Regions from separate parts of the Mus musculus genome. Here regions 2 and 3 are each linked to region 1. The links are chromatin loops, found by intact Hi-C in ENCODE. Cell type or tissue: left cerebral cortex. All regions are shown on one strand. Each heading gives the region's core, and the rest is flanking DNA. Links, peaks and the distances in the headings are about the cores only.

Region 1 (7,936 bases), core at 1,615-5,614:
ATGGAGTGGGATGGTGCGGGAGAGGGGTGTTAGCATTCCATTTGAAGTTACAATAATGCATTTCTGTGTTTATTTTAAATGTAAAGAAATAACTGTTATGGACCAAATCATGCAACCTCACCCCAGATGAACTGGAGTCCTCACTCCCAGTACCTCAGACATAACCGTATTCTGAGGTAGGTTATTCTGTGGTTGCCATTTATATGTCTGTGATAAAACAGGTTGACAAACAATTAGCTTAAGAGAAAAAGGGTTTATCTAGGTTACACATCCAAGTTACAGCCCAGCACTGTGGGGAAGAATCAAACAATCACATGGCGTCCACAGTGGAGAAAAAAGTGGAATAAACATATCTCTGGGGTCTTCACCTTAGCTTTTTTCCTCTCTTACCTCTTGTCCAGGGAATGATGCCGCCCACAGTGGGCTGGGTTAGTCTTCCTATATCAACTAAAGTCAATACAAGGCCCCACAGCCCAGAAGCCCCCTGACCTGTGTAATTCTTCATTGAGGCTCTCTTCCCAGATGATTCTAGGTTGTGGCAAGCTGACAAAACGAAGCCAGCATTCAGGAGACAGAGGGAGAGTTCCAGAAAAGCCAGGGCTACATAGTTTGACTCGGTCTCAAACAAAACAAAACGGTAAGCATCAGAGTCTTTAATGGATAAGTTGAAATAATACCATAAGGGTGTGTCCTTATCTAAGGGTCTGAAACTGTAAGCCTAGTCTGACTGCAGACAGAAGTACATCAGGATGTGTGCTTGTTTCCACCGGAAGAAGGTGGTAGTGTGTAGCCTTGTTGGGTTTGCTTGTTTAAGTACCTGACCAATGTAGCTCGGGCATTTTCAGGGAACCCTGGAGTGGGCCTGGCAAGAGTTCATCATCCTGGCCAGCATTTAATTACAACTTGCTCTAAATTTGGCTCGTTTGCCCAGAGGGATTGATGGAACCTCAAAAAGTATAAGCCAAATTAATTATCTCAGGTATTTTGTTATGGTGATGGATGTCTAACAAATGCATGTAGCAAGCTCACAGGGCAAGATCAATTTCCTTCTCCAGGAGCCCCCAGCCTAGTCAGAGAAGCAGGGTCTTATGGTGAAGTATTGTAATTCCAAGGAAACTGGAGTGAGATGCCTGGCAGTAATCAAACAGGAAGTGGTTTTAGAGCTGGACCTTGAAGGTGACTAGCAAAGAAAATCAGAATCTGGCAGGGTTGAGAGTGGAGCTAAAGCTGGGGAGGGAAAGGGAGTAGGGGTGGGGCCACTCCATAAAGGGTAAGGAATCGCTTCTGTTACAGGAAAGGTAACCTCTAAATGGACGATCCTAGGAAATGAGCAGAATAATTCATAGTCTCTGCTCTCCACCTAAGGAGAAGGAGAGGCCAGCAAGGCCAGCCATGAAGCTCTGGTCTGGGTCAGGGGAAAACAGGAATGCAATCCTTGAGCACACGATGGAGCAGCAGTTGTGTTAGTCACCATGATGTCAGACATAAGCTAAAAAGAAAGACATGTGTCAGTTCACAGTTTTAAAGAGTTCACCACTTGTACTGGCTAGTTTTGTGTCAACTTGACACAGCTGGAGTTATCACAGAGAAAGGAGCTTCAGTTGGGGAAGTGGCTCCATGAGATCCAGCTGTAAGGCATTTTCTCAATTAGTGATCAAGGGAGGAGGTGGTGCTTATGGGTGGTGCTATCTCTAGTAGTCTTGGTTCTATAAGAGAGCAGGTTGAGCAAGCCAGGGGAAGCAAGCCAGTAAAGAGCATCCCTCCATGGCCTCTGCATCAGCTCCTGCTTCCTGACCTGTTTGAGTTCCAGTCCTGACTTCCTTGGTGATAAACAGAAGTATGGAATTGTAAGCTGAATAAACCCTTTCCTCCCCAACTTGCTTCTTGGTCATGATGTTTGTGCAGGAATAGAAACCCTGACTAAGACACTCCTAAAACTGTTGCTTGACCTTGTGTACTTTGGTAGAACATCGCCTGCAATCAAAGCAACACAAATATGGAGGAAGGTTTAACAAGTGTTGTGGGTCCCTCCTAGACACTGGGGACTTACCTCTGAACCAGCTGCTGGGGTCCCCTACCGAATTAAGATGGGTCTTCCCACATAAATGAACAACATCGACACAATCCCCACGGCCTGTCTCCCAGGTGGTTTTAGATCCCTTCAAGCTATCAATTAATCCAAAGGAACGCTGTTCAGAACAGGCTAGAATGTAGTCTTAGTTTTCTTTGCTCTTAAAAACAGCTGCGCCTTGTTCCTCAAAAGGAGGTAAGTGACTGTTGTTACATCTTGTGCCTTGCCACAAATCTATGGGCCACCTTCCCATTTATGGGTGAGAACATGGGTCAGAAAGCTCGTGAGCTGCAGAAACGAACACTAACACTAATCCCATGCCTGTGAGGCGCCAGGCCCTATGCAGAGCGTCACAGTCATGCTCTCATTGAAAGTTCACGAAACCCTCCGGGGTAGGTATTATTTTCATCTTTGGTCTATGCTTTCCGCCACAGCCGTGAGGAACCCAAGAGCCAGCAGGTCAAGTACTCGCCCGAGTGTGTAACTGCGGAAGCCGGACCATGAATGCAGCACTTTGTGTCTTTGCTCCAACAGAAAGCCCGAGCTTGCAGCATAAAAGGGCTTTCTATCTTTTCATTCCTTAATGAATGACCCTCGCTTTTCATGGGTGATGGAGACAAGAGCTGGAGTCCAGAAAGTAAGCCATGGGCTCTCTCTCTCTCTCTCTCTCTCTCTCTCTCTCTCTCTCTCTCTCTCTCTCTCTCTCTCTCTCTCTCCAAGCCTGGACCTCTGGGCCCTGATCCGTGAAATGTTAGGGCGGTACTGACCAAAGCAGAAGGCAGGTTCCTTTGTGTGCCAGGAGGTCTATAATTCTAGCTTCCCCAGGCTTGGGAAAAAGTCACTAATTATTAATCAGAAAGAGAGCTAACTTGCCAAGATTTCAGCAAACGGCAGAGCCAGGATTTGAATCCAAGTACACCTGACTCCGAAGCTTCTCGGTTTACTCTTAGGCTGGAGAATAAGAGGCATTAACAAAGAGACTCAGGGAAACAGCTGCCTAACAAGGGGTGGGCCAGCAACACCGATGGGCTCAGTGGACACGGGCAGGGCAAGCTGGCTGCAAGAGCGGCCCGGCACGGACAACCTACGCCCTCTTGTGGAGAAGTGCTGAAATGCTCCGCTCCCCTGGGTTTTCCATTTTGACTTCAGACTAGGCTAGATGCAGGAGTAGCCAGGGGAGGAGGGTGTTTTACTCAGCTTTAGAAAACAGTGGCCTCAGCTACCATCTCCTACACCTGCACGGAGACTGCCGGCCGCTCTGGGAAGCCCAGCTGCGCTGGGTCCAGTTGTTGACCAAACAGAGATTTTGTTTTGTGTTTTGGTTTTACATCATGTCTGTACTTAACAGCAGCAAAACACAGTACATCTACCTGAAGTGGACTTTCGTCTGCAGTGTAGAAGTGGAACATAAATACGCGAAACCCCCGGAACAAATAATGTTGGCAGGAAGAAATTCAGCTTCCTTCACGTTCCTTTTCTTTCACTTTTGTTGCCATCTCCAGAGTGGGGAAAGATCTCTGACAAGCCCAAGGCACGAGGAATGCTATGGTTTGCCTGTGTCTGAAACAGTTGGGAGTGCCAATTGGGTGCAGAGTGGAGCCTCTGGGCGGTGGGACCTAGCTGGAGGAAGTACGTTGCTGGGACTCGGGCAGTGAGGCATATAGCTGGGCCAGCCTCCTCCCAACATGCCTTCCCCATGATGGGTTGGGAGTTCTTAAACTGTGAGCCAAGATAAAATTCTGCTTCCTGTAAGTTACTTGCTGCGACGTTGCAGCGATGAAAAAGGGTGCCCATACAGGGAGTTTTTAATGCAATAATGCATTAAATGCATATGAGTTCATTTGCCACATTAGAAGCGCACACTGGACTCTGGTGGTTCTAACACAGCTAGGTCCTCAACTCTACTGAAGCATTGCCTGCACCGCCTCGGAGGCTGCTCTGTGGTCCTCCTCGGGGTAGGGGAGGTGGCAGCTAGATCCTGAAGAGGAGAGCAGGGTGTGGAAAGGCTTAGCCAGCGAGCCACCGTGATAGAGCCCACCACCCACCTCAATCAACCAACTACCACCAACTCAATCAACAAGAGTCTCCCCTCCTGCCCACTCTTATTGCACGGGCAAGGACACTGAGGCCCTGAGACATGAAGAAGCTTGCTTGAGCCTCGGACCTGATGAGCTGCCGTTAGATCTCGAGGAAGCAGGAAATAAAACGTTCAAAAGCCATTACCTAGTCCCAGCGTGGAGGCTTGCTATGTGGCTGCTGGGACCTCTGTTTTCTTATCAGCACAACAGAAACTTAATTTAAAAGGTGCCCATGGCTTCTTGACGTTCTACCAGCTACTACAACAACCGAAGTCAGAAAAACACAACGGGGCCCAGAGGGGCTTGAGGGGACCTGAAGAGAGGAGGGCCCCAGGTAGAGGCCAGTGTTTCTTCACGACAGGGGGAATGCCCTGTCAGCTCCGGGCCTCTCCTGCTGCACCTCAGACCCTTATCAGTAAAGAGCAGAGAGCGTCAGCAACCAGAGAGATTTCTTTATCTCTCTGTTTTTCAAGTTTTGACCAAAATCACCAAGCCATAAATCCTTCAAAATGGCTGCTGTGTATCACTGCCACCATTACTACCACCACCACCACCACCATTTCTTCCCATTACAAAGGTGTTGAGGGGGAAAGCTGAGGGGAATAGAGCCTCGGTCACCCGAACTGTGGATAAGCCTGTGTCCCTAGGGCTGAGAAACATGGAATGGACTGCTGAGTTCAACTAATCTCTTCACTTCTCAGATCTGGAGGCAGAGACCCAGAGAGAGAAAGCAATTTCCACAGGGTCCCAGTTGGCTTCGACCTCTCCTCACCCCCTTAGTCCTTAGTTAAATAACAGCAGGTACACCTGAAAGCTACTGTTTATCAGCATAACAGACTACGGAAAGCCACCAGTAAATTACATAGTGGTTACAGAATCTGTTATGTGAGTTCAATTACCTAAGACTTGAAGAATTTGCGGTATTTTTCAAAATAAAAAAAATTTTTTTTACTACAATGTACTTTTTTGGGGTAGTAGAATATAATATATATCATTTGTTATTTTAACCCATATATATATATATATATATATATATATGACTGTATATGTGTGTAGGTATATTCGTATATGTGTTTGTGTATAGGTGTGTGTGTGCATGCACACATACTCACAGGGGTATATATGTGCAGGTGCATATGGAATTCAGAAGACAATGGTGCCATCCCACTTTGGTCTTTGAGACAGGATCTTTTACTAGTCTGGAATTCACTACATAGGTGAGACTGGCCAGGGAGCCTCAGGGAGCCCACATGCCCAGTGCTGGGATTACAAATATGTGCCACCATACCAGCTCTTTATGTGGGTGCTGGGGATGGAACCCAGGCACACATGTTTATACAATGTGCTGGCTAGTTTTTACTGTCAACTTGGCACTCTTGGGAAGGGAAACCTCACATGAGCAGTTGTGCAGTTCAGATGTGTCATATCTCTGAGTGATCGTCTTAACTGATGATTGATGTGGGAGGACCCAGCCCACCGTGGGCAGCATTATCCCTAGGCAGGTGGGTCTTGGCTATATAAGAAAGGTAGCTAAGTGGCTGGGCATGATGGTGCCCACCTTTAATCCCAGCACTTGGAGAGACAGAGGTGGCTGGGTGTCTGAGTTCAAGGCCAGCCTGGTCTAGTTTCAGGATAGGGGGACACATAGAGAAACCATGTCTCAAAAAAGAAGAAGGAGAAGGAGGAAGGAGGAGGAGAAGGAGGAAGAGGAGGAGAAGAAGGAGAAGAAGAAGAAGAAGAAGAAGAAGAAGAAGAAGAAGAAGAAGAAGAAGAAGAAGAAGAAGAAGAAGAAGACATGACAGCCAGGAGTCAAGAGTACCTTGGAAGGAAAGAAAGAAAGAGAGAGGGGGAAGGGAGGGAGAGAGGAAGGAAGGAAGGAAGGAAGGAAGGAAGGAAGGAAGGAAGATCAAGCAAGCTATCTGAGATTGAACAAGGGAGTGAGTCAATAAACAGCTACTTCATAGTTTCTATTCCAGTTCCTGTTTGAGTTCCCTTGATGGTGGACTATGACCTAGAAGCAAAATCTGAAGTACCCTTTCCTAAGTTACTTTCGGTCACTGTATCTATCTCAGCATCAGAAAGCAAACTAGAACACGTGGTCTGCAGGTCTGCATGTTACCTACTGAGCCAGCCCCTGGGCCCCATTGAAGCACCTTTTAAATGTATACTTAGCAGTGTTAGATAGATACTCACTGTAGTGTAACTCTTGCCACTGTTGAGCTTCAGAGATCCTTCATTACTGAAGACTGAAACTCTGTATCAATGGAGCGAGAGCTCCTGTGTTGTGGCTCTCCATTCCTGCTAACAACTCTTTATCCCCTAGGTCTGTGCATTTGAGTATTTTAGGGACTCCACGGAAGTGGAACCATACGATACCAGTCCTGAAATGGAACCATATGATACCAGTCCTGTGACTGGCTTTTTTTTTTTTCCCCACTAGCACACTATGCTCAAGGTTCAGCCACATGTGGCATGAGTCTGAATTTCCTTCCCCTCTGAGACTAAATAACATGGCACTGCATTTGTGTACTTATCCTGTGAGTGGCCTTAGTGGCACTACTAGAATACTTCTGAGGTCTGATCAGGGCAAGGTGCTTACATAATGTGGCACTATATGCTAACATGGTCAAAAGACTTTTCCTGTGTGCAGAGAGAGGATGAGGTAGAAAAATTACACTACACTCAGGCCTGGTGGTGCATGTCTTTAATTCCAGCACTCGGGAGGCAGAGGCAGGTGGATCTTTGAATTTAAGGCCAGCCTTATCTACAGAGTTCCAGGACAGCCAGGGTTACACAGAGAAACCTTGTACCAAAAACCAAAGATAGGCAGACAGACAGACAGACAGACAGACAGACAACACTATTATTTCCCCCAATATTCAGAGTGGTAAGGAAACTCCCTATTAGGAGTTTGGGACTTTACAGTTTACAAACACCCTCAGATCTGTACTTCTCACGTACATTCCCACCCATTCTCTGTAAAGTTCACAAGGCAGATATTACTGGGTCCATTTTTGCAGAGGGCAGCTCTTAGCTGTCTCTTGGGCTCCTGAGTGTAACTGACAGGGATGGAGTCCAATGTGGTAGGCTGGAATACCATCGACCTGTGTGCATCATTCATCGTTCAATAGAATTATACAACCCAACTCTCTCAACTTGAGGTCACACAATATAATTTCTGCTACTTTGGAGAGAAGCCTGATAATCCAGTCTATTCACTGATCTTTTCCTGTGAAGTCTGGCAATGCTTCAGAAACAGAAACCGAGTGCGCCCTCCATGTCCTGGAATAAAGATGGCAAGGCACTGGGAAGCAGTAGACACATTATGGGTGCAGGGATGAGCAAGAAGTAAATGTTTGTAGTTATAAACACTGAGATCAGGGATGATCTAGACTCTTGCTAACGTGTCTATGAAAGCAATGTCTATTCCTGAAACAGAGAGCTGTGACTTCATGTTCAATAAAATTCTTGGTTCTCTGTGTGTGTATGTATTCCTGCATGTGTGCATGCATCTATGTGTGCTCACATGTGTGCATTTGTGTGCGTGCATGTTTGCATGCATAGTGTGTGCACATATGTGTGTGCATGTGTATGTACATATGTATGTGTGTATATGCATATATGTGTGTATGTCTCTATGTGTGTGGTATGTGCTCTTGTGTGCATGTGCCAAGGGATATGGAAGATCCTGCTGAGACCGTCCCAGATGTCAGCCAGCTTTTCAGATAGCCAAGCCTATAGATACCTACTTCCTGATCTTCTCTCTCTTTGCCTATTTGTTTCTCTG
Region 2 (4,000 bases), core at 1-4,000, 180 kb before region 1:
ATTAAGACCACACCCCTAATAGAGGCACTTCCCTTGTGCAAAGCATATTCAAACTACACAGTCCCCCAAACGTGAATTTCAGGTGCTTTACTAAAACTTAGGTTCTTGTAGTTTTGGGAACGGCTAGCTGAGGGTGGGCAACTTCACGATAAAACAGTAGGGACAGAGGGAGGGCAAGGTCACTGAGGGGAACAAATCCTGGGGACAATCTTGCCTGGCTCCAGCCTTACCTAAGGTCTTTGCTGCTTCTGGGCTTTACAAGCTTATGAAACCAGCAAGTGGAGTGAGGCTTCCTTTTGTAAGGCAGTCATTCTATTGGACTGCTCTAGGATTGTGAGTTCCTCAAGATGCTGTGTGCCTTTGCACCAACCGACTCCTCTCTGTCATTCATCTCACAGGCTCTGTCTCACAGGGATCTACTGAAAGAGTGGGGGAATGCAGCAACATCTATTCCATCATGCCTCAGAGGACGTGTGTGTGTGTGTGTGTGTGTGTGTGTGTGTGTGTGTACATGAATGCACATGCAGATGTGTGTTTTGCACGTTTGTCTTTGTGCATTGTGGAGTCCAGGAGTTGACATCAGATGTCTAACTCAATTGTTCTCTACCCTATCTTTTGAGCCAGGGTCTCACTACCCCTGAACGGAGCTCACTGACTGTCTAGAGTGGTTGGCACTGAACTTGAGTGGAGTTTGCTGATTGGATAGACTGGCTAGCACTGAACCTGAATGGAGCTTGCCGATTGGCTAGGCTAACAGGCACTGAACTTGAGTGGAGTTTGCTGATTGGATAGACTGGCTGGACTCCAAGCTGCAGGTCATGGTCTGCAGTCTTCACAACAGCAGCCCTGGAGTTCCAGTGGCATGCCCTCACACCTAGACAGTTTATGGGCGTTCTCTGGGATCAGATTAGTGTTCACGTGGCAGACACATTATCAGCTGAGCCATCTTTCCAGCCTAGGCATGCTCCCCACTCCCTCCCAGTGTAACAGACATCGGGCTTGTCTACAAGGGAGTTGCTAGGTTGGGTGGACAGAGGTAACAAGGCTCATTCTAACTGGATGGCACCAGTCAATGTGGGGTCCCAGACTGAATACAAAGGAGAAGGCAGGCAGAGCATCAGCATCTCTCTGCTTCTCGACTGGAGATGGGACCAGCTCTCTCACATCCCTGCTACTAGCATTTCCATCTGTGGTCCAGCAGACAGAACCTTTTCCCTGTGGTTCACAAGCTGCGACCTCGGGGTTTCAGCTTGGGTTCAGGTTGAGGCTCTATGCCAGTGCCATGGCCAACAGGGTTCCGTGCTGCTCGCAGGGCAGTAAGTCCTGGCCTCCTTGTCTCCCCACAGCAGCACATCAGCGGCTCTCAGCTCACATCTCCCTTCCAGCCCTCGCAGCCACTTGGCAATGACAGTGGCTGCATTTGCATTTTTTTTTTTTTTTTTTTTTTTGCTTGTCCTAACTGGATCGTGAGTGTGGGTGCTACTGGCATGTAGTGGGTGGATACAAGGGCACTGCTAAGTGATTCACACTTGCACAGGGTGGCAAACTTCACCCCATCTCAAGAAATGTCATTCGTGGCAATCTTGGAGCGGCTGGAATTACACTCTTTCAGAGTTCACTAACAGATTTATCTGTTTGCCTGTGTGGGAAACTCTAAAGCTCCACTTCCTCCCTAGAAACCAGAGCTAAGACAAAGCAGTTCCCTCTCGTGGACACCAGGGGGCAGGAGTTCCAAAGAGAACCAGTTTCTGGAGTGATGAAAACATTCTTTTTGGTGCTATTAAAGGCAGCGTCATTTGTATAAATGCTATTGATCCTTCATATAAATGGAACTAGCTCTATAGCTTAGTGGTGCTGTAGGTGTACTGTGCAGTTTATCAAATAAACAGGTAGAAATCAACCCTACATATACCACAGTTAATAAAGAAGGCATAAGGGAAGTAGGAGGGAATCTTAACGCTGACTTAGAGGAGAGACACATTGCTTATGTGCGCCAAGGGTGCTACTGTTTGTAGGTGTGGTATGGTTGAGATGTGGTTCTCCCCGTGGAGTTCACACTGAGGTTTGGTTCCAGTGGATAGTGCTGTGTTAGGCATTGACTAGGGATTAATGCTTTTCTATGAGTGAGCTGTCGCTCTGGAGATGGGCTTCTGTGACATGGTTGTTAGCAAGCCTGGCAGCTCCCCTCCACCACTCAAACCCATGCTCCGCTCCACACAGTGCCTCTGGCTGACTGCCACATGGTTTTCAACAGAAACTGAATGGATTCTGGGACATCTGGAGCTGGAGGAACATTTTTTTTTCTTTTTGTAAAGCACCCAGCTTCGGTATTTTGGTGGTAGCAACACAACACACACCAAGAAGTGATCTGGAATTCAGTGGCCCTTGCTTCAACTGCTCTATCAAGGGGAGCTATAGCCTTCAACAACCTGTCCCACCCCTCTCTGGGCTACTCAACTTTATAGGTGACACTGGTCATCAGCATCCATTGGGTAAGAAAGCATCCCAGTAGCGGCGACCACTTGACGACCTCCTCCAGGGTTTCTTGGGCAGCTTACTGCTTTGTATATTTATCAGGTGGACAGGAGACAGTCGGACACTCCCTGTGGTGGAACACCGTCTCCAGAATCCACAGGCAGCCCAACGGAGTTTTTGTCTTTCTTAGTGGCAAGGGACACAACATTTATTCACAATTTACAATTGGCTGCATCTTGGAATTTCCTGGATTGAGAATATTCACATCTGGATCCCATCCAAAGATTGCTGCTGTTCAGTTGTCTTGGTGTAGGCTTGACATCGGGGGTTTTAAAACTTTCCTGTGGGACTGTTAGTCTTGGGACCTTGGAAATGACTGCCATTAGAACAATTTGCTTTTTGTGCATGGCTTTTATTTTGATGTTGTCTTTTTTGGTTTGGGTTTTGGGTTTTTTGTTGTTGTTGTTGTTGTTGTTTCTGTTTCTGTTTTGTTTTGTTTTGGTTTTGGTTTGGCATTTGTTAAAGTTCTTAAATTTCTCTATTAATCATTTTCTTCTAAATTGAATTTGGAAATTTTGGGTTAAATTTGATTTCTGCTCCATTTTCTGCTTTATTAAATTTGTTATATCTTATTTGTGTGGAGGTCCCCTTTAGAGGTCATAGGACAACTTGAGGGAATCAGTTCTGTTGTTTTACTATGTAGGTCTCAGTGACTGAACTCAGGTCCTCAGACTTAGCAGCAAGCACCCTCACTCACTGAGCCATCTTGCTGGCCCATTCCACTTTATCTATGAAACCAGATATATACACATGATAAACATTTTTTAAAAAGATTTATTCATTTATGTATATAAGTGATGCATTTGCATGTGTGTGTACATGACAGAGAGAACATCAGATCTTATTACAAATGTTTGTGAGACATCTTGTTGCTGCTGGAATTGAATTCAGGACCTCTGGAAGAACAGCTAGTGTTTCTTAACTGCCGAGCCATCTCTCCAATCCCAGCTAGACTTCTTTTTTTTTTTAATTCAACTAATTTTTTATGATATTCAACACAATATATATTTCTATACCAATCATAAGAATGATGGACATGTTATTAAATGAACATAAAGTAGATAAGTAGATTTTTGTTTGTTTGTTTGTTTGTTTGTTTTATTTTTAGTAGAGCTTTAAAATCTTGGCTTACTGTGGTACAAACCCTAAATAAGAACAAGTTTTAAACATTGGAGTTCATTGTAATAAGGCTGTACTTCAATGTCCCTCACATCATCAAAGGATTTTACCTCCATAGTAGCTAAGCTAAGAGTTGACAGTTCTGCTGCGCCAAGGAATGAATTGTAGGCACGATTATTTGGATACAGATTTCCTGCTATGTTCAAAGCTATTTGATTTGAGTGATTGTCATCATTCTCAGCCCACAGGGAACAGGTCACATTCATTTAAGAAATGGTGTGTGTATTAAGATGGTCTATCCACGAAGCCATTCATCAACTGTTTCAGTGAGCCATGGTTCTGCTTG
Region 3 (4,000 bases), core at 1-4,000, 130 kb before region 1:
TAGAAGCTGGAAGAAAAAGTAACTTTGCAATGGAGCAAATAAAACTATCACAGTCATATCAACAGGCATAAGTTGTGTTAATGTCATGCACCCCTTATATGGTGGAATGGCTCCTTGTTACCAATTGAACTACATCCCTCCAGAAAATGCGTTACAATTCTGAACTGTGGCCAATCTGAATGAAACTGAAAAGAAGGGCCACAGTTTAACCTCCAGACAGAGAAAACAGTCACATGAAAACAGAGAGAAAAATTAAAGCACATTTTACTCATTCGTTTATTGTGTATGTATGTGTATGGTGTGTGTGTGTGTGTGTATGTGTGTGCGTGTGGTGTATTGATGTGTGTGAGTGCAGACACACTTGTGTTGCAACATGAACTTTAATTATTCATGCGTCAGTTAAAGGACATTTAGGCTGATGCCATTTCCTACCTATTATGAATGAAGCAACGTGAACATGCTGAGCAAGTGTCTTGGCAGGAGGATGCTGGTACCTTTGCATAGACATCAAAGAGTGGTCCAGCTGGGCCATGCGGAGGAGCTACTTTTAGCTTTGCGAAGTGATTTCCAGAGTGGCTGTATCAGTCTGCAATCTCACCAGTGGTGAGTGAGTGAGCACCCCCTTTCATCCTCTCCAAAACTTATTGAGAATTTTCTTTCTTTCCCTTTTACTTTTTGGTAGGGGGCAGACCAATAAGTTTATTTATTGAGTCGTTGGAGGAATATGGATGAAGTTAAAGGAGCATGGGTAACTGAGATGCATCTGCATGACTGGAGAAATCACACGTGACTATGAGGTGACGACCTTACCGAAACAGAGTCTGTGGGGTACCCCATTCAGTCAGCCTCACACCTCCTGTATGCTCTAGTACCACCTAAGACACATGAGAGTCCAGTGACTTCCCACCCCTCTGCATCTAGAGTGTTCACAGACCTGTTACTATTACCATACACCTAGCTATCTCTGTCCTAGATTATTTTATTGCCACCATTACAGAGGCCAGTGTAATAACCAGTGTAGACGCTGGTCATGCTATGCCCAGAGGAAGCAGCTATACCACAACAACCCCTTTCCGAAAGAGACACTGATAAAGAAGCCTACTAATGAGTCTCGGGGAGAATAATGCATCCTTAAGAGTGAGAGGCACAAGGACGCCAGGTCAGAAGCATGGGTAGTTTTAAATAAACTAGAATATTTGTAAATGAAATTACCCTGCAGGCCAGCAAGCCCCAAGGGCATGGAAACTGCAGAGATGGCTCAGCAATCAAGAGCGCTTACCAATCTTGCAAAAGACCCAGGTTCAACTCATTCGCACAATGGCAGCACCCAGTGCCTTGAAACTCTGGTTCTAGAGGATCCAACGCCCTCTTCCAACCTCTGCAGGCTTTCACATGCTCAAGCATGCACACACACAAATTTAAAGTAATTTTAAGTGAGATGATAATTAAATAAAAGATAAAACAAAAACTAACACATCGGAATTTGACAAAGCAAACAGAAGGAGCTTGTCTGCTTTTAGTTCTGTTATGGAGAGGTGGTTAAGTCGGTCCTATACACACTCAGTGTTGATTTTTGTTTCGAGGGACAGGGTGATTCCAATTCAGTGGTAACCAGGAGAGCTTACAGTTGTGATGCATAGCTGGGTTTGCTTTGCCTGAACTGGTGCACAGGCTGTAATACTGAACTAAACCTGGGAGTGTGGGGACTGGGAGGCACAGGAGTGGGGTGGGGTGGGGGGACTGACTGCTGCACAACCTGAGCTAGGCATCGTGGGAATAGTGAGACTTCATTGGAGGACTAGGGTGTGGGTGATTCACCAGGCTGGGCTGGTGCGTTAGATACAAGACCAAGAAACCCTGGAAGGTAGGAACAACAGGGTGTTTAGAGGGGCACCCTGAGAGGACAAGCTTTCTGCCTTCTATTAAACCTAACTGGGCCAAGAAGTACATGAACATGAACATGAACACTAGATGGCACACCATAGAAAGTAACTAACTGATTATCACTTGTAAAATGAAGCTGCCTCTAGGGGAGCCTGTTGATGTCGACTTGGTGGTAACTGGAATTCTACTGATTAACGTCTTCTGTGTGGTAATTCTGCGCTCCTACATATTCCCTCTGCTCTCCTGTGTTCCAGTAAAGCTGGTCAAATTCTTTCTCCTTCGATATTCACCCAAATCCTTGCAAACTTTCCAACTTGTCAGCAACTGAAGTCAGCAGTGCACCGGTGCTTTCCAACGAGCAGAAACCATGTTGAAGGAGATGACTTACAGTACCCTCACATTCTGCTAAGGCAGTCACGGATGAGCAGGGCGGTTCTTTTCTGTCTCGCTTTGGATCCCCCTGGAATGCTAGACTAGATGTGCTGTGGAATGGATCTGAATGGAGGGGCCATGCAACATTAAGAAATAACATTTCCTTGTCCCACTGAATATCCTTTACTGGGTCACAGTCACTAGAAAACTTCAGGGCATAGGAATAAGCCCTGACACTCATCTGCCCCCAAGTCACATTAGGCTGTGGCAGCCATCTTGTCTCAGTTACAGTGTTGGAAGTCTCAAATCCCAGATAATTAGGGTCTAGAGTAAACAAAGCAGCAAGTGGCTCTACATTAGACCTAGATCTACCTGAACCCCATGTGAACTCAAGCCAGGGAAAGCTGGAGAGATGGCTCAGGAGTTAAGACCACTGGCTGCTCTTTCAGAGGATCCAGGTTCGGTTCCCCACTTTGCTCTTTCAGCATAGCACTGTTTTGGCTTTTGGGGATCTTTTGTGCTTCCGTATGAATTTCAGGGTTTTTTTTTCCTAGTTCTATGAAAACCATATTGGAATTCTGATGACGTCTGCACTGAGCCCCTGGAACACCGTTAGCCCTGTGGTCATTTTCAGAGTACTAAAATGCAGACTACAAAAGAAAGACTATGTGAAGTCTTTCCTCTTCTGTCTTCCTCAGATTCTTTCTTCAGTGTTTTAAAGTCTTTATTGTAGAGGTCTTTCCCTCCCGGTTAAGTTTATTCATAGCTTATTTTCTTTCCCTGATTATTTTACATTCTCTTTCTCCTGAGCCAGCCTCCAGCGAATGATAGAATCCAGTCCACCATTCCTGGGGGTTTGAATCGCGTTACCGAGGCTTCCCCCTTAGTTTTCATTATCATCGGTGGAATCACCAAGAGCTATCCCCTGGTTTTTCTCCTTTCTCTTTTCAGCTGCCACCCTCTTTCCTTTTAACTAGAGAGGATCACTCTTCCCACAAAATACAAGTCAGTGAGAATGGGGGGAGGGGGAGAAAATATGATGAAAAAAGTTACTTTCTCTTCAACCACTTAACAAAGGACAGATGGTAGGGAAACACCACATATTGATTGATATTTCCAACACACACACACATGCATGCACATATGCACATGCACACTCATGCACACACACACATGCACGCACGTGCATGCACATGCACACACACGTGCACACTTCAAAGAAGAACCTCAACCTTATAACACATTGTTTCTTTGCCAATGTTGAGTTTTCAGTAGACTGTGCAGTCATATCAGTTGTTTGCGTTGGTTTCAAATGATAGGTGCATGTGGCAAGATTAGCCGTTTCCGTAGCTTAAACGTTTTAGTTACACTCTTTTGTTGTGTCCCACGGTCAGAAACTGTATTAAGTAGAATATCATGACAATGGACAGGGATTGTGTGGCTGTACTTGCAAAAACAGTTGAACTGGAAAAGTGACTCCATGCCCAACTGTTTGTTTATTTTAGTTTTTAAAAACTTCTTCCATAGTGGGAAGGATACACTACTCAATCATTTCTGTCTCCATTACAAGGCCTCCGCCAGGGTATCTGTTCATGGCTGTCCATGCAATTCCTTTCTCTTGTGCTCTTTTCTGAAAGATCCATTCATGTATCTCATTTTCAATCTTCCTTGTTAACAATCTCTCAAAAATGTTCTTTTCAAGTTTCTGACCAATGATTAAAGATCTGATTTCTATAAATAAGTG

What was found. Hi-C counts contacts between places; a loop is a spot of excess contacts. Peaks named below come from ENCODE experiments on the same cell type or tissue, not always from the same donor. Only the 100,000 strongest peaks of a DNase experiment are listed, where the experiment ranks them.
Region 2: it touches region 1 in a loop (3-fold over the local background); 7 of 42 quality-filtered maps call a loop at or near these places.
Region 3: it touches region 1 in a loop (2.7-fold over the local background); 10 of 42 quality-filtered maps call a loop at or near these places.

Annotation. Positions count from the first base shown.
Region 1 is chr2:35,210,178-35,218,113 of GRCm38, reverse strand. No RefSeq gene overlaps it. Among named protein-coding and RNA genes, the nearest start is that of Gm13605, 8.1 kb to the left of the region's middle. In left cerebral cortex, for the core only: a CTCF peak has its summit at 3,170 (motif pointing left); DNase peaks (open chromatin) are centred at 2,585 and 3,162; H3K27ac peaks cover 261 bases.
Region 2 is chr2:35,395,398-35,399,397 of GRCm38, reverse strand. 4930402F06Rik (RIKEN cDNA 4930402F06 gene) reads left to right here and starts at 2,224. Exons shown (of 6, transcript NM_001080709.2): 1 at 2,224-2,492. In left cerebral cortex, for the core only: a CTCF peak has its summit at 1,719; DNase peaks (open chromatin) are centred at 844, 1,655 and 2,117; H3K4me3 peaks cover 259 bases.
Region 3 is chr2:35,347,399-35,351,398 of GRCm38, reverse strand. No RefSeq gene overlaps it. Among named protein-coding and RNA genes, the nearest start is that of Stom, 12 kb to the right of the region's middle. In left cerebral cortex, for the core only: a CTCF peak has its summit at 2,000 (motif pointing right); DNase peaks (open chromatin) are centred at 517 and 1,988.